2 separate regions of the Homo sapiens genome follow, and region 2 is linked to region 1. Evidence: chromatin loops called from intact Hi-C (ENCODE). Cell type or tissue: CD4-positive, alpha-beta T cell. All regions are shown on one strand. Each heading gives the region's core, and the rest is flanking DNA. Links, peaks and the distances in the headings are about the cores only.

Region 1 (7,664 bases), core at 908-5,907:
TTTTATTTATTTATTTATTTATTTTTGTAGAGATGGGATCTTGCTTTGTTGCCCCAGCTGGTTTCAAACTCCTGGGCCCAAGTGATCCTTGCAACTTGGCCTCCCAAAGGGTTAGGATTACAGGTGTGAACTCGGCTTGTAGTGGTGTTTTTAAGAGGCTACCAATTCCTTTACACACTCCCATCAAGAGGTGGGGTTGGCCGGGCATGGTGGCTCACTCCTGTAATCCCAGCACGCTGGGAGGCCGAGACGGGCGGATCACGAGGTCAGGAGATCAAGACCATCCTGGCTAACACAGTGAAACCCTGTCTCTACTAAAAATACAAAAAATAGCCAGGCGTGGTGGTGGGCGCCTGTAGTCCCAGCTACTCAGGAGGCTGAGGCAGGAGAATGGCCTGAACCCAGGAGGCAGAGCTTGCAGTGAGCCGAGATTGAGCCACTGCACTCCAGCCTGGGTGACAGAGGGAGACTCCATCTCAAAAAAAAAAAAAAAAAAAGAGGTGGGGTCAACGTCTCCTCTGCTAAAATCTGGGCTCTGTGACCTCTCTGACCAAGCGAGTGCTGTGGGAGGACGCTATGGCCTCCCAAGGCGGGGTCAGAAGGGGCCAGGCCCACTCCACCTGCAGCTTTTGGGATGCTCGCTGTGGCCCCTTTTCTGGATACTCCTAAGCAGGAAGCTTCCACATTGTAAGGAGCCCAGTCTCATGGAGAGGCCTTGTGGGGTGCTCTGGTTGACTGTACTCCAGCCTCCAGGCACAGGCCCCAGGCATGCAAGTGAGGCCACTCTCTTGGAGGCACCACTCCCAGCGCCAGCCCACCCAGCGCTCAGCCATTTGCATCACCCGGGCCATTAAAGTCTTCCCCGCATCGCTCCAGAAACAGTAGAGCAGTGAAGAGCCGGGCCCACAGGTTCTGTGAATGTAACAAGACAGCCGTTTCATGCCCCTGAGTGTGTGTGGGATGGTTGCAGCAGGAGGAATCACAGCACACAGCCAGGTGAATGCTGAGCGTTAAAAGGGCCCTGGGTACATTCCAAGAACTAGACCTTCCAGGCCTCCTGGCTGGACCACCCACACCTCATCAAATCTATAGGGCCAGACTGCAGAAAAAACTCCTTGTCCATTGTTAAAACCCTGCAGAAAGAACCAGACTCTACAGCAGTCAGCACTGACTCGCTGCCACTCTGAACAAGGCCTGCTGGGACCTCCTACTCGACCTCCCTGTCCCTCCTGGGCCTCTCCGGCCTCCTCTCCTTCCACCTTCCCTCACTCACTCCCCAGCAATGCTGGTCTCCTCCTTTGGCCCCCCACACACCAGATATGGTCCCATCTCAGGGCCTTTGTTCCTGCAGTTCCCCCTGCCTGAACTGTCCCTCCTTGTATATTTGCCTGGCTGTCTCCCTCAATTCACAATTCCTTTAGGCCGGGAGTTCCCAAGCCCTGGCTGCAGACTGGTACCGGTCCATGGCCTGTTAGGAACTGGGCCACAGCATTAGATTCTCCTAGGAGCGCGAGCCCTATTGTAAATTGTGAGTTTGAAGAATCTAGGTTGCGCTCCTTATGAGAGTTTAATGCCTGATGATGGGAGGTGGAACAGTTTCATCCTGAAGCCATTCTACCCCAGTGCCCCGGTCCATGGAAAAATTGTCTTCCATGAAACTGGCCCCTAGTGCCAAGAAGGTTGGAAACCGCTGCTTTAGGCCTTTACTCAGAGCCACCTCCTCCATCAGTCCTTTGTGGCCATGCTCTCCAAAAGGGCAAATCCCCACCCATGTCTCCAATTTGCATGACTCTTTTTCTACTTTATTTTTCTCTTGAATACTTGTCACTATCTAAATACTTCTATTTTACTCATTTTTGTTGTTTATTATGCCTTTCCCACTAGAGTGTATGTTCAGTATGCACAGAAATACATCCCCCAGGGCCTAGAAGAATACCTGGCACAAGGAAAGCAGGCAGTCAATATCCATTGCAGAAATAAATGAATACTCTGTAACAAAGTTATGCTTTTGCTTTTATCCCGAGAAACAAACAGAGTATATGCCTATCACAATAAATATTTGTTAAGTGAATAAATGGGAGACATGCAGGATGGCTGGTTTATTGTTGCCTTTAGAAAACAGTATGAATTCCATCCTGCCGAGATCTCCTCCAACTTCCCTCTCCAGCTTCACCACCTGCCTCCCTCCTCTGCTCAACCGGAGCAGGTATTCCCCGGTTCAGTGCACTGAAGCCTGGCTTCTGCCATTTCCTCTGCCTGGAAGGTCCTGCATCTACCTCTTTGTGAACTTACAACCTGTTTGTCTCTTCAGGACCAGCTCAGGTACCACCTAGCTGGAGTCCCTTTGGCCTCTGGTGAATTCCATGTGCATTTCTCCCAGGTCCTGAGGTCCCTGGGTATCTGTCTCATCTCCTTCATCTGTCTGAATCCCAGAGAAGAGCAGGTGCTGCTCTGCCTTGTTCATATCTGTAGTCCTTACCTCCCTTCACTCATAGGCAGCTGCAGATACAGATGGGGTCTGGAGAATTTGGGGATGTGTTGGAGGGATGGGGTGAGAGAGGAGGTCTGGAGAACTCCATGTTCATATCCGATTCTGTCAGAGTTTGAGAAGTGCAACAACAGAAGTAGAACTAACTGACATGCCCCTATGACAGTGAAAAGAACACAGGTCTTGGAATCAGAGAGCCTGGTCTCATCTCCTTGCTAAGTCTCCTTAGACAAACCATTTACCTTTCCCAAGCCTTGGTTTCTTCAACTACAAAAATGTGTATGCCACAAGGATATTGTTTGGATAAAAGAATATCATTCTTGAGGGGGGAAGAAGTGTAAACTGGAAAACACTATGCAAATGTAAACGAATGTGTAAAAGATGTTCTAACCAGTGAAATTGACAAGAGTGTGGCTCAGGTTGCTGCCAGAGGGTGGCAGCAGCAGGCAGGGACTTTGGCCCACGGTCCTTTGAAAAAAGCTACCCTGGAAACTGCCAGAAAGGGATACATTCGCTGGGTTGCCCTGAGATGATCAGCTCATCTGACTGAAGAGATTGCCCTCTCTCCTGGAGTGGGATCTGGCCAGGGCTGAACCAAACCCCAGAAGTCTTCCCTTGAGTGATTTTCCCCAGATGTTTTTTACGGCCACCCTCACCATCACGATGCTGTCCTGAAATTTCCGGCATTCGGTGTAGGTGTTTTCTTGGTGACCTCATCTAGTCTTCACCACAAACTTTTGAGTATAAGTGAGCAGGCCAGATTGTAACTCCTTCCCACAGATCATCATTTTTTTTTTTAAATTTTCATTTTTATAGAGACAGGGTCTCACTATGTTGCCCAGGCTGGTCTTGAACTCTGGCCTCAAGCGATCCACTTGCCTTGACCTCCCAAAGTGTTGGGATTACAGGCGTGAGCCACGGCACCTGGCTGCACCTCACCATTTCAGACATGACAAAACTGAGGCCCAAAGAGGTTACTTTGAAGATCACACAGATACTAAATAGGAAAAAGTTAGAATTTGCATTTTAAGCCTGGGTTTCTTTTTTTAGCTTGAATTCCATTACATCATCACTTCTTTCACCTTGCTTGTTCAGTTATTCATACAACCAGCACTTTTTGGGCTCTTGCAGTTTGCTGGAGAGCTGCATAGACTTCCTACTACTTAGCCATGGTGGCCGCTCTCCTGGCCTAGGCGAGCCGATGTCTCCCACCCTTTCTGTTCAGAGCTAGGGCCTCAGTCTATCTTCCTCTACTCTGGGCAGCAGGCGCCACCTCCTTAGTGTTCTGGGGCTCATATCCCAAGCCCAACAGCTGAGAAAGGGCTCTGTCTCCCCCTGCTCCCTACATCACAGCTTCTTAGATCACAATCTCACAGGCCCTGCTGGCTTTATACTTAGGCAATCCTGAGAAATAACTAGGAAGAGGAGGGTAACAAAAACAAAAATAAAAAGCAGAGAAAAGTAACGCATACCTAAGGAATCATATAAAGTTTCCTAGTTCTTCTCAATCTACAGTTCACGACTTCTCTGCTACGAAGTCTTCAAGCCCTGAGCTTGAGTTCTCCTGACTTACTTCCGAAGGTGAAACTTCTCTATTTTGTCTCTTTTATTCTCTTAAGTTGGCCTCATTATCAGGAACATAGAGGCAATCTGGGAAGAAAGCTGACATTTGTTGAGCATCTCCTAGGGCCAGGCATCGTGCTAGACCCTGGACACACGTCACTTCATTTGACCTCACAATAGGCTTGAGAACAAAGCATTTGTCTTCTTTTACAAATGTGGAAACCGAGACGCAAAGACATGAAATGACATGCCTAAATTCGTGTTTCTAGCATGTGGTGGCTCAAAGCTCTTTTCCCTTAAAGCACATGATTATACAGCTAGCAACAAGCATGTACCCCTTCTCTCAGAGGTGTTTAACGCTTGGGGGAATTCCAAGGTCAGTGACTTTCATATCCGGAACCCAGGCTTCACACAGGAACTGGCACTGTGGGCCGATTCTGTCCTCTCTGCTTTGTGGGTGGGAAGCCCAAGAGGAAAAGAAAACTCAGTTTTTGCCTTGGAGGAGATAACACCTGACAAAGGAACAAGCTCTCAGAGACAGACTTTTTGGCTGGAAAAGAGTACATCTGCTGCCATGGTGCATGCATTGGTGGCCGATAACATTAGGCTGCTTTTGTGAGAACACTCACCTCTTTGCCTGGCAGTGACAATGTTTGTGGAATCTGATTTTGCTGCTGATACTGATACTGAAATTCTGCTGTGATCATCTAGATACAACCAAGATAAACATCAATAGGACCTGGCCACAGACACACAGTGTGGCCTTTCTGATCATCACTGAAGCCCTGGCAAATATCAGTTTTTTTTCTTTTTGTCGTTTTATAAGCACTTTGTTTTATTGCACAGAAGCAATTGAAACTGGACACAGGTGGAAAGTGCGCCCTGGCATAATTCAGTGCCCAGTGCCCGGCCCCACCTGGACCACTCTTCCAGAATAGAGGTCTCTGGGCAAGGGCTTGACCACTCCTTTGGAAAACAGAAGGCATTTGGGAACAGGTTAAGACATCTCAAGCATAATGTGTTTCTAACTGCTTGTGGTCATCTGTCAGTTGCACATAGAGGCAATAAATGCACTTATTTGGAAAGGAGGGGGGCAGTTTTTATAGTCAAGTATTTACGTATGGCATTTGGCATGTATCACATTCGGCTACATAAGCTATCATAACATAATTGTCCATCGCCTCGGGAGGGTGTGGGGGCAGGAGGCTGGGATTGCCCTCTTTTGCTAACATATTGCTAATGAAGTTCCTGTTTGAAGAGGGAGGCCCTGTCATCTAAGCAGTTTCTTCTTACATAAAAAGTAAAAATTGCATTACTCTGATCCTTGAGCTCCAGGACCCTTTTGAGTTTCTTTGGCTGCTCCAGACATTCCTTTCTCCCTGCCTTACTTCCCCTTGGCAGCCTTGTCTTCTGTGGCCTTCTCTGGAGGCCTGCTGTCTTTTTGGTCTGTGCTGGAGGATTTTTCAGCCTTTTCCGCCTTAGGTTCACTGAGCTCCTTTGAGAGGGTCGTCTTTGGCTTTGGGTCTTGGGTTTCTCCTCAGGCTTCTTGAACTCAGTGGCCTTCTCCTCCTTGGTATCTTTTTTCTCCATTGCTGCTGCCGCCTCCTCCCTCTCTGCTGGTTTTCTGGGTTCCTTGGCCTTGGCATCATCTGGTTCCTTCTTGGCCATCTCTGTCTTCTCTTTGGGTTTAGCGTCTTCCTTCACCTCCACCTTGGCAGGAGCCTCCTTCTCTAAGGTGGCTGCTTTTTTCTTATCTTCAGCCTCTTCCTTCTTGGCTTCAACTTTGGATTCTTTGGGCTTTTCGATGGCAGCTTCCTTCTCCTCCACCTCGGGCTTTGGAGCCTCCTTGTTGGATGACTCCTCTTTCTTGCTCTCCTTCTCTGTTTTTGGCGTGGCGGTAGCTTTCTCTTCCTCTGCCTTCTTTGCAGGCTCTTTGACTTTTACGTCCTGGGGCTTCTCCTCCTCCTTCACTGGGGACTTCACCTCTTCCTTCTTTGGGATCTCCTTCTCGGGGGCCTTGGCATCCTCTTTCAGGGGAGACTTCACCTTCTCTGGGAACTTGACCTCCTCTTTGACAGGGCTTTTGGCCTTTTTGGGGGATTTATCTGCAGAGGGCCTTGCTTCCTCCTTTGCTGGAGTGTTGGCTTCTGGAGACTTCACATCAAGAGTCTTGGCCTTCTCAGGGGACTTTGCTTCTTCCTTCACTGGGGACTTGGCCTTCTTTGGAGACTTGGCCTCAGCCAGTGACTTTGCCTCTTCCTTTGCTGGGGACTTGGCCTTCCCGGGGGGACTTGATCTCAGCTGGAGATTTTGCTTCCTCTTTCTGTGGGGACTTGGCCTTAGCCAGTGACTTTGCCTCTTCCTTTGTTGGGGACTTGGCCTTCCCAGAAGACTTCACCTCAGCTGGGGATTTTGCTTCCTCCTTCTCTGGGGACTTGGCCTCAGCCGGTGACTTTGCCTCTTCCTTCACTGGGGACTTGGCTTCCTTCTCTGGGGATGTGGCCTCTTCTGCTAGGGGAGACTTTGCTTCTTCTTCTCCCCCTTTTGCCTCCTCTTCTTCACCCCCTTCTTCCTCCTTGACCTCCTCCTCTTTGGCCTCTTTCTCCTCTTCTTCAGTCACTTTTTCAGTCACTTGGGTCTCCTCTGTCTGTTCCTCCACAATCACAGTTTCTTTCTCAGACTTCTCTACCACTTTGATCTTCTCTTTGCTTTAGACCTTTATGTGAGTGGACATGGAGGGCATTTGGAGGAGTCCTTCTGGAAGTGAGAAAGGAATTGGGCCAAAGCCAGTCTGACATTCCTCACCTTCCAGGAGTTTTCTGTAAGGGGCTATCTCTATATCCAGAGCCATCTTGACATTGAGCAGGTCCTGGTAGTACTCTCGCAGCTGGGCCGCCATTTCTCACTTGGTGTTCCAGCGTCCAGCTGCTGAGTGGCTTCCTGGTAGGAGGCAATGTCGGCCTGATGACGGTCCTCCAGCTCAGAACACTGCCTGTCCAGTGAGTCGATGGTGCTCTTCAGTGCCTCCAGCTCTGTGGTCTCGGCCGGAAGCTGACGCTGATACTCAGTTATCTCCTCCTGCACTCAGCACATGGAGTCTGTGTTCACCTTGGCTGCCTCAGACAGTCGGTCCATCCTCACTTGGAACCACTCCTCAAACTGCAGCGTGCTCTGCACCGCATGGCCTTCAAGCTGCCGCAGATCTCATGCAGTGCAGACGCCGTGACATCACGTCACACTTGAGGGCGTCCCCTCCGCGGCCTGCACCTGCGCCTGCGCCTGCGAGGCGCCGCAGCCCTGCATCTGGCCGAGCAGCTCGCCCACCTGCTCCTGCTGGCGGTGCCACAGGTAGCTACACTCCTCTTGCAGTGCCTGCGCCTTCTTCTGCAGTTCCACGCCCGCCGCCTCGGCCTCCTGCAAGAAGCCGCCAACAGCACAAGCCTTGACCTCTTTGTGCTGCTGGGCCTCATCATGGAGGCACCGGTGCACATGTGGAAGTCCTGGAGCAGGTGCTCCTGCTCCAGGCGCAGCAGACTGCGCACCATGCCCAGGCACAGCACCGTGGGGCGCATCCCGCAGACCTCGAGTTCATACAGCTCACCCACGGTGGTGC
Region 2 (7,664 bases), core at 1,092-6,091, 140 kb after region 1:
CAGACAGTTTTTAATAGCATTTTATTTTTATTATTAATTTTTTTTTTTGAGATGGGGTCTGTCTCTGTCGCCCAGGCTGGAGTGCAATGGCACGATCTCAGCTCACTGCAACCTCCACCTCCCAGGATCAAGCCATTCTCCTGCCTCAGCCTCCCAAGTAGCTAGGACTACAGGCATGCGCCACCATGCCTGGCTAATTGTTGTATTTTTAGTAGAGATGGGGTTTCACTATGTTGGCCAGGCTGGTCTTGAACTCCTGACCTCTTATTTTCTGAGACAGTTTCTCACTGTGTCAGCCAGGCTGGAATGCAGTGGTACAGTCATAGTTTACTATAACCTTGAACTCTTGGGCTCAAGCAATCCTCCCACTTCAGCTTCCTGGGTAGCTGGGACTACAGACACACACCACTACATCTGGCTAATTAAAAAAAAATTTTGTAACAGTCTTGCTATGTTGCCCAGCCTAGGTTAGTCAATTTAGATGGCAGGCCAAAGGCAGAGAGCATAGCCTGTACCACTTCCCTAATATCTTAACAATTGGACAGATTTAGCTGTAGTTTTCTACACTTCTGCTGCTCATGGAATTGAGGATTTTGCAACAATAACCACCAGCCCTCAGCCCCACTCTTGGTACTGAAATGAGAAAAGTTCCCTTGCCCCCCTTGCAGGGCGCGCGATGGGGATGTGGCTCGCTTCTTCAGTGAGCGGCTGTTAAACCTCTAGGGGAGCATACAGAGAGGCAAGCTGTGGGGCTCCGACCCCACTGCAGTGTCTAGGGGTGGATGTTTACAGCTCCTGAAGCCCCAGTGGGCGCGTGTTACAGGGTGCTCTTTTAGTTTGGCCGTCTATAGGCAGCTTGTGTTAACCAGCTCAATTAGACCCTCTACCTTGTTGCAAGGACAGAAGGCTTTCTGTATCCCGAGGTTCTTGCCTTGGTGTACTGGCGGGCTTGGAGAATGGGTGCAAGGTTTTTTTATTGAGTGGAAGTAGCTTTCAGCAGATGGGTGAGCCAGAAGGGAAATGGTTTTCCCCTGGAGTCGAGTTGCTTGACGACGGACCAGGCTCTCCTCTAACTGCCCCAAGCCCAACTCCATGACGTTCTGCCGGTTGGTGGCCTGCTGGCGTGCCGGTGCCTGTCGGTGTGTCCCTCTCCACCTCCAGCCACCTGTGTATTCCTCCGCTGATAGGCTCCTCTCGCCGTCCAGCTGCCTGTGTGTCTGCCTGCTAGGGTCTCCGGGGTTTTTATAGGCACAGGATGGGGGTGTGGCAGGCCAGGGTGGTCTTAGGAAATGCAACATTTGGGAAGAAAAACAAAAATGCCTGTCTCACCTAGGTCTGTGTGGGTAGAGCTCTAGCCAGGGACCACGCCCTCCTCTACCCAGCACTTCCCTTCCCCCATTCTATATCATTTAAAGGGACCATGCTTTTCCCTTCCCAGCACTGCTATTGCAGTACAAATTTATGGTTTAGTTAGGGTAGGTTAAATGGCTACCAGTAGTTGACCTAAGAATTTAATCACTCTAATACAAAAAATACATTTCTCCTTCTTTTTTTTTTTTTTTTTTTTTTTCTGAGACAGAGTCTTGCTCTGTCGCTCAGGCTGGAGTGCAGTGGCACAATCTTGGCTCACTGCAACCTCCGCCTACCAGGCTCAAGCGATTCTCCTGCCTCAGCCTGCCAAGAAGCTGGGATTACAGGCATGCACCACCACGCTTGGCTAATTTTTTGTATTTTTAGTAGAGATGGGGTTTCGCCATGTTGGTCAGGCTAGTCTTGAACTCCTGACCTCAGGTGATCCACCTGCCTCAGCCTCCTAAAGTGCTGGGATTATAGGCATGAGCCACCACGCATGCAACTGTCCAGGATAGGTGCTCCAGAGATTCAGGGACCCAGACTACATGAGTCTATGTCTTCGTAAGCAAAGGACTCATGTTAGTGAATAGTCTGACTAAATGTCTTATCTTAGACATTTTCCTATTAAGAGGTATAGATCTGCAATAAGAAAGTAAATTCTGCTGCTTAGTCAAAACTCAGAATTTTCAGCCAATAGAATTTAGTGTATGTGACAATAGGGCATCTGTATTAGAGAATGCCCATTTAAGGCTCTCTTAATTGCCCAATCTGAACCCATAACGCTGTGGGGCTATTATGAGCTTTGCACAAACCTGGATTCAAATATTGCCATTCCTATTACTTACTGCCTATGTGACTTTGGGCAAATTACTTAATCTTTCTGAACCTTTGAATGCAGATATTAAAACAAACCTACCCAATGTGTAGATTTGATTTGATATAATATATATCAAATAGATATATAAGTTTGGCATTTACTAAGTGTTGAATAAATGGTAGCTATACTTATTTGAGGAGCTCACAGTTATGATATCGGAACGTGGGTATGAATTTGGACAGATCTGTGTTTGGATCCTCATTCTTGCTAGTTGTATGTATGACCTGGGCAATTCTTTCCTTATTAGGTTCCTCATCTGTTAAATAGGGATCATAATACCTATCTCTGAGTGTGGTTATAAGGATTATACACAAAAGACTCCTAGTATAGTAATTAACACAAACATTCATTCAATATAAGGCTTCAGTTCTTGTTTTTATTTTTATTACTTTCTTTTCAGATTAAGAAGGCAATGTATGCTCAACTAATTTTGAAAAATACAAAAGGTTATGAAGGAGGAAATAAAAACCTACTGAACATCCACTACCTGGAAGACATTGTCAATGTTATATCTTGAGGGCTTCATTCCAGCCTTTCTTTTTTTATTAGGCTATTGTTTTTAAAGCTATGGACTGTGGAGTTCCCTTTGGTTCTATACACAGGGAGTTCCCCACTTTGTGTTGTGAAAGGGAAGCCAGAAATCCCTACCAGTGTAAAAATAACCTCCCCATTAAAACCAAAAGCCTCCAGTTAATAATAGAGAGCTTCAAGTGAAGAAATAATAGCCCTTCCTAAATTAGGCTAGATTTGCTGCCATCTTGGAAAGAGGAATGAAACCCCATAGGAATAGGAAGGGCTGGGAAGATCTGGGGGTGTGTGTGAGTCTGGGGCTGCTGAAGACACTTGACCAATTTACAGTCTCGCCGTGGGCTAGTTCTGCTAGGAGAACATCTAGTACTGATTCCAGTCAATAGGGTATTCTAGTCACAGAAGGACTGTGAGATTTGGCAAAGATCACAAAGCAAGAAATGCAGACAGAAACACTCAAAAATTGCAGCTTGGGATAGAGCAGAAGTAAAACCCCAAATTCTGGATTCACATGTTCTGACATACCCAGTTTATCTGGAACAAGAATCAAAAATTTAAACTGAACAGCTACCAATCAGGACTTATGTCTTCCCTAAAAGGCTCTGCAGTATGGGCACTCAAGGAATATTTTTAAAAAAAATAATCAGTGATAATCTGATAATGAAATAACAGATGAGTTTGTCATTTTAATTTCTGTACCTCCCCTTCCTATTATCACTGCCCAGACATTTTGCCTTAGTCTTTAAAATGTAAATTTACCTACAGCTATTCATTCTGCCTATTCTAATGCCTGTCAAACCAAAATGAAAGAAAACTGTACCAAGGCAAGTCTGAGATCTTCGTCTCAATCAGTAAAATCTTCCGCGGAAGCTTGCACTACTCAAGCAAGACAGATCTGAGCTCTTGATACAGTTAGGAAATGTGACCTACTTTAAAACCCAGCAGAGTGTGTGTGTGTGTGTGTGTGTGTGTGTGTGTGTGTGTGTGTGATGAAAGTGAATTGTTTTGCTGAAATCTGACACTAAAAATAGGGCACCGGATCCTTCCCCTGCTGGAAAAAGAAAAAAAAGAAAGACATTAAAATGAGTGTGTGTCTGTATGTCTGGGAATATGTCTCCATGGCAACCATTGTCCCACCTCCCCTATCAACAGCATTACCCCTCTCCACGGAAAGAGGGCATATGAACGCCTTTCCCAGCACCCCTCTCAATCCCTTACTCCATGAAATCTAATTAAAGAGTGAAATGAATTTTAGCGCTGGTTCCAGAGGCTGGGAGAAGTCCACGACTTGGGGGCAGGGTAAAGAGAGGAGCGCTGGGGGAGGGACAGGGAGACCTGCCCTTCCACACTGGAGCAGCAGCACGCGACTCTGTTCTCATTTTTAAAAAGAGCCACAGCTCCCACGCTGAGGAGCTGGAAGGGAGTGATAAACCTGCCATGCAACGATGTTATTACTTTAATGGATACAGGACCGGTTGAGCACTTTATTTCCACCAGGGCTTTTTACTTTGCATCTTCCCTTTCCACAACATCCAGTTTTCCTCAGACACTCCCCCCTTTACTAATGAACGTTGTCCCCATTTCTAATCCCGCTCAGGTGAGGGAGAAAGCAAGCATTATTTGAGATAATAGGTCTGCCTCTGGGGTGAGGCGTATGAGTCAATCACACTGGTGAACAACCCCACCCCCCAACCTCAAAAATCCTTTTCTGTATAGATTAGAAGCCAGAGAAGAATAGGGGGACATGGAGTGGTGAGGAAGACACTCTGGGGAGGTTGAAGCTGATTTGGGCAAATGAGCTTCAGGGTTTTTTTAGCATCTGCCAGGGACCTCCCTTCCCCCTTTCCAGCAGCTGCCTGCCCTCCCTCCTCCTTCCCCCACCTTTAGTGTCCAGTCAGCAGCAGCTCAGGCGCCTCCCTCTCCCTCCTTTTTGGCCATCCCTGCCCTTAGCTATCTGGGCATCTGTTCCTCATTCCTGCATCCAAACATTTTCTCCAGGTTGGCTGTCAGTCCGGCATTGTGCTGCAGGGGTCTCAGCTGGAGCAGAATTGCCTTCACATGAGCATGAGCATTCGGACAGGTCTGGACTTGTCCCTCTGACAAGGAGGAAGCGGTGGCAGGAAGCCTGTGGGCCCTCCTGGGAGAGAGGGGAGAGTTAGTTTTACACGGGCTCCAACTGTGTGATGTTTCAGCGACAAGAAGAAGGAAGAGCATGAAGAGTAAATCGGAGCCTGTCACTCAGACTTGTGTCTTCTGTCCTGGTGGACTGAGTGTGGCGGGCTGCAAGCACAAGGAAAGTCAAAGATGTGCTTTTTTACCCACAACAGGGTGGCAGGGTCGAGAGTCGATTGGCACAGGGCAGCCAGCGTGTGACTGTGGGCACCAGCAGGAGACAGCACCAGCTGTGGCATCTGCAGTAGCCGCCACCTTGACTGCCAGCCCTGCCGCTTCAGCAGCAGGCACCTCCATGTCCTTGGAAGGGATAACCAGCCTCTCCACCTGGACAGTGGGCCTTAAGCGAGCCTTCCCTTCTTGCAGCCAACTGAGGCAGCCGGCACCCTTGCTTGCCAGATACCCTGAAGCGTTCTGGAAAAAGTCAGGGAAGACCCACAAGCATGGGTCACTGTCAAACCAGAGAAATTCCTCTGACTTTAGTTTTTTTTTTTTTTGCCCAGGTTGATGTGGCTTAGGGCACATGGCTTATCCACAGTATAATCATGAGAACCAATATTTACTAAGTCCTCACTCTGGGCCAGAAATTCTTCTAAGCATTTACCAACTCACTTAGACTTGCAAGAGCCTGTGAAACAGATGTCATTCTTGTCTCCATTTGACAGAGGAGGTAAGAATATTCTCAAGGTTATATAGCTAGAAAGTGGCAGTGGCCAGGGTGCGATGGCTGACGCCTGTAATCTCAGCACTTTGGGAGGCCAAGACAAGTGGATTTCTTGAGCCCAGGAGTTTGGGACCAGCCTGGGCAACATAGTAAGACCTCATCTCTATAAAAATTTAAAAATAAATAAATAAAAAGTAAAAATACAGCTAGAAAGTGGCAAAGTTATGGTCTCAAATCAGACAGTTTGAACTCAGAGCCCATGTGCTGGCCTCTCAGACTGGGATCTACTCAGTCACTGGACAACAACAAATCTCCAGTCTTCATCAGATTATCTGATTTTTTCCAAATTGCTTAGGAATTCTTTAAACATCAAAAATTCATTATATAACCATTATGTAAATAACATCATTAAAAGCATGTTCAAATGAGAAAAAGAAGTCACTACTAAACTTACCACCCCAAAGCAACTGATTTTATATATGCATGCTTTTTTGATCCTTGCACTCACATGTTCCATATAGTGAAATATAATTCTGTATTATGATTATTTCCTGATGTTATAACATTGTATTATAAGTGTATTTTCATAAGGTTATTTTCTGACATTTTAATTGCTGGGTAGCATTCCTTCAAGTTGATGTACCATAATTGACTTAGCTACTTCCCTATTTTGAACATTTAGATTGTTTCCACTTAAAAATTTGAAAAATAAACAAACTCTTTGCTCTCATTTTTTCCTTTTATCAAATGCCTTGACCGTCCAGACGCAGGAGAGATGTTTAACCTGTGCAATTGAAGCTATTTTGATAACCTTTAGCTTATCCTTAAGGTTTATGCAAAGGTTAAAAGTGTATGAGCTGGAAGAATTTCATTCTGTACTATTCATTGCTGAAGGACTTGGAAGGAATGAAATGGTGAATGGAATTGCGCTCAGAGTATTGCTGCCAAGGTGCTAGAATGGTGTATGTAACAGACACAGGCCAAGGAGGCTGAGCAGCAGACTTGCAGAGTCAACATTTTTAACTTGGTAACAGATGGCCCACTGGTCAGAGCTCAAAAGGCTTGGGCTCCGTAAACCAACAGGACCCAGGCATATGATTCAAATGTTCTCAGTAACCAGAGGGACCGCTACTGTCCACTTGCCAAGGGCTGTGGTGACATGTGTGAATATGCAAGAGACGGGAATTATTTATCTTCCCCTAACCTCGATATTTCATTAGCCTCAGATAGAGACTGCTTTTTTTTTTTTTTTTTTTTTTTGAAACGGAGTTCCGTTCTTGTTGCCTAGGCTGGAGAGCAATGGTGCGATCTTGGCTCACTGCAACCTCTGCCTCCTGGGTTCAAGTGATTCTCCTGCCTCAGCCTCCCAAGTAGCTGGGATTACAGGCGCCTGTCACCACACCCAGCTAATTTTTGTATTTTTAGTAGAGATGGGGTTGCATTATGTTGGTCAGGCTTATCTCGAACTCCTGACCTCAGGTGATCCACCCACCTCGGCATCCCAGAGTCCTGGTGTTACAGGCGTGAGCCACCGCACCTGGCCGAGACTTCTAAAACTCTGAATCACCACTGACTGTATTCCCAACTCCATCTGGACTCAGCCCTTCCGAAATAATGAGAAAACCTCCCTATCTAGGGTATGCTTAGACAAGATGAGATTCAGCTTAAACCCTGGTAATAATTATCATTCTCCCCGTATCCCGAAAGCTCAATCCTGGTTGCTAAGTCAATCCAGACAGGCAAAGGGGTTTAAGAAAGCCAGGACTAGGGAGAGACAAGTGAGGTGCCTAGTGGGCAAAATTGAAGGAGGCATCACTTGCAAGTGCCGGCCCTGCACTTGTGTGACCCTGAGAATGAGGGCCTCCTTACATTTTGTGCCCTGAGCATCTCACTTGCTCACCCTGCTGGCCTTGCCCTAATGTCGCAGCAAAGCTCTGGCTTAGTCATTGCTGTCCTTATCAACTCCCTGCCCCTGTTAGGCTTAGAATAACTAGTTGAACCTAGGTCCTTGACCTTGGCAGGTGAAGAAATGGGCCACATCCACTAAGGTAGCAGTAGTAGAAGGGCATA

What was found. Peaks named below come from ENCODE experiments on the same cell type or tissue, not always from the same donor. Only the 100,000 strongest peaks of a DNase experiment are listed, where the experiment ranks them.
Region 2: it touches region 1 in a loop (7-fold over the local background); 15 of 110 quality-filtered maps call a loop at or near these places.

Annotation. Positions count from the first base shown.
Region 1 is chr1:116,734,546-116,742,209 of GRCh38, forward strand. It overlaps the pseudogene NEFHP1. Among named protein-coding and RNA genes, the nearest start is that of CD2, 16 kb to the right of the region's middle. RefSeq lists enhancers at 3,562-3,861, 4,330-4,539. In CD4-positive, alpha-beta T cell, for the core only: CTCF peaks have their summits at 2,918 (motif pointing right) and 3,117; DNase peaks (open chromatin) are centred at 3,046, 3,506 and 4,426; H3K4me3 peaks cover 338 bases; H3K27ac peaks cover 3,450 bases.
Region 2 is chr1:116,874,477-116,882,140 of GRCh38, forward strand. It overlaps LOC105378927 (a long non-coding RNA gene), which reads left to right and starts at 5,542. Exons shown (of 3, transcript XR_001737804.2): 1 at 5,542-5,600. RefSeq lists enhancers at 4,185-4,716, 4,212-5,411, 4,717-5,248, 4,777-5,066, 5,117-5,196. In CD4-positive, alpha-beta T cell, for the core only: no CTCF peak of the experiment used is centred there; DNase peaks (open chromatin) are centred at 3,755 and 4,515; H3K4me3 peaks cover 779 bases; H3K27ac peaks cover 1,624 bases.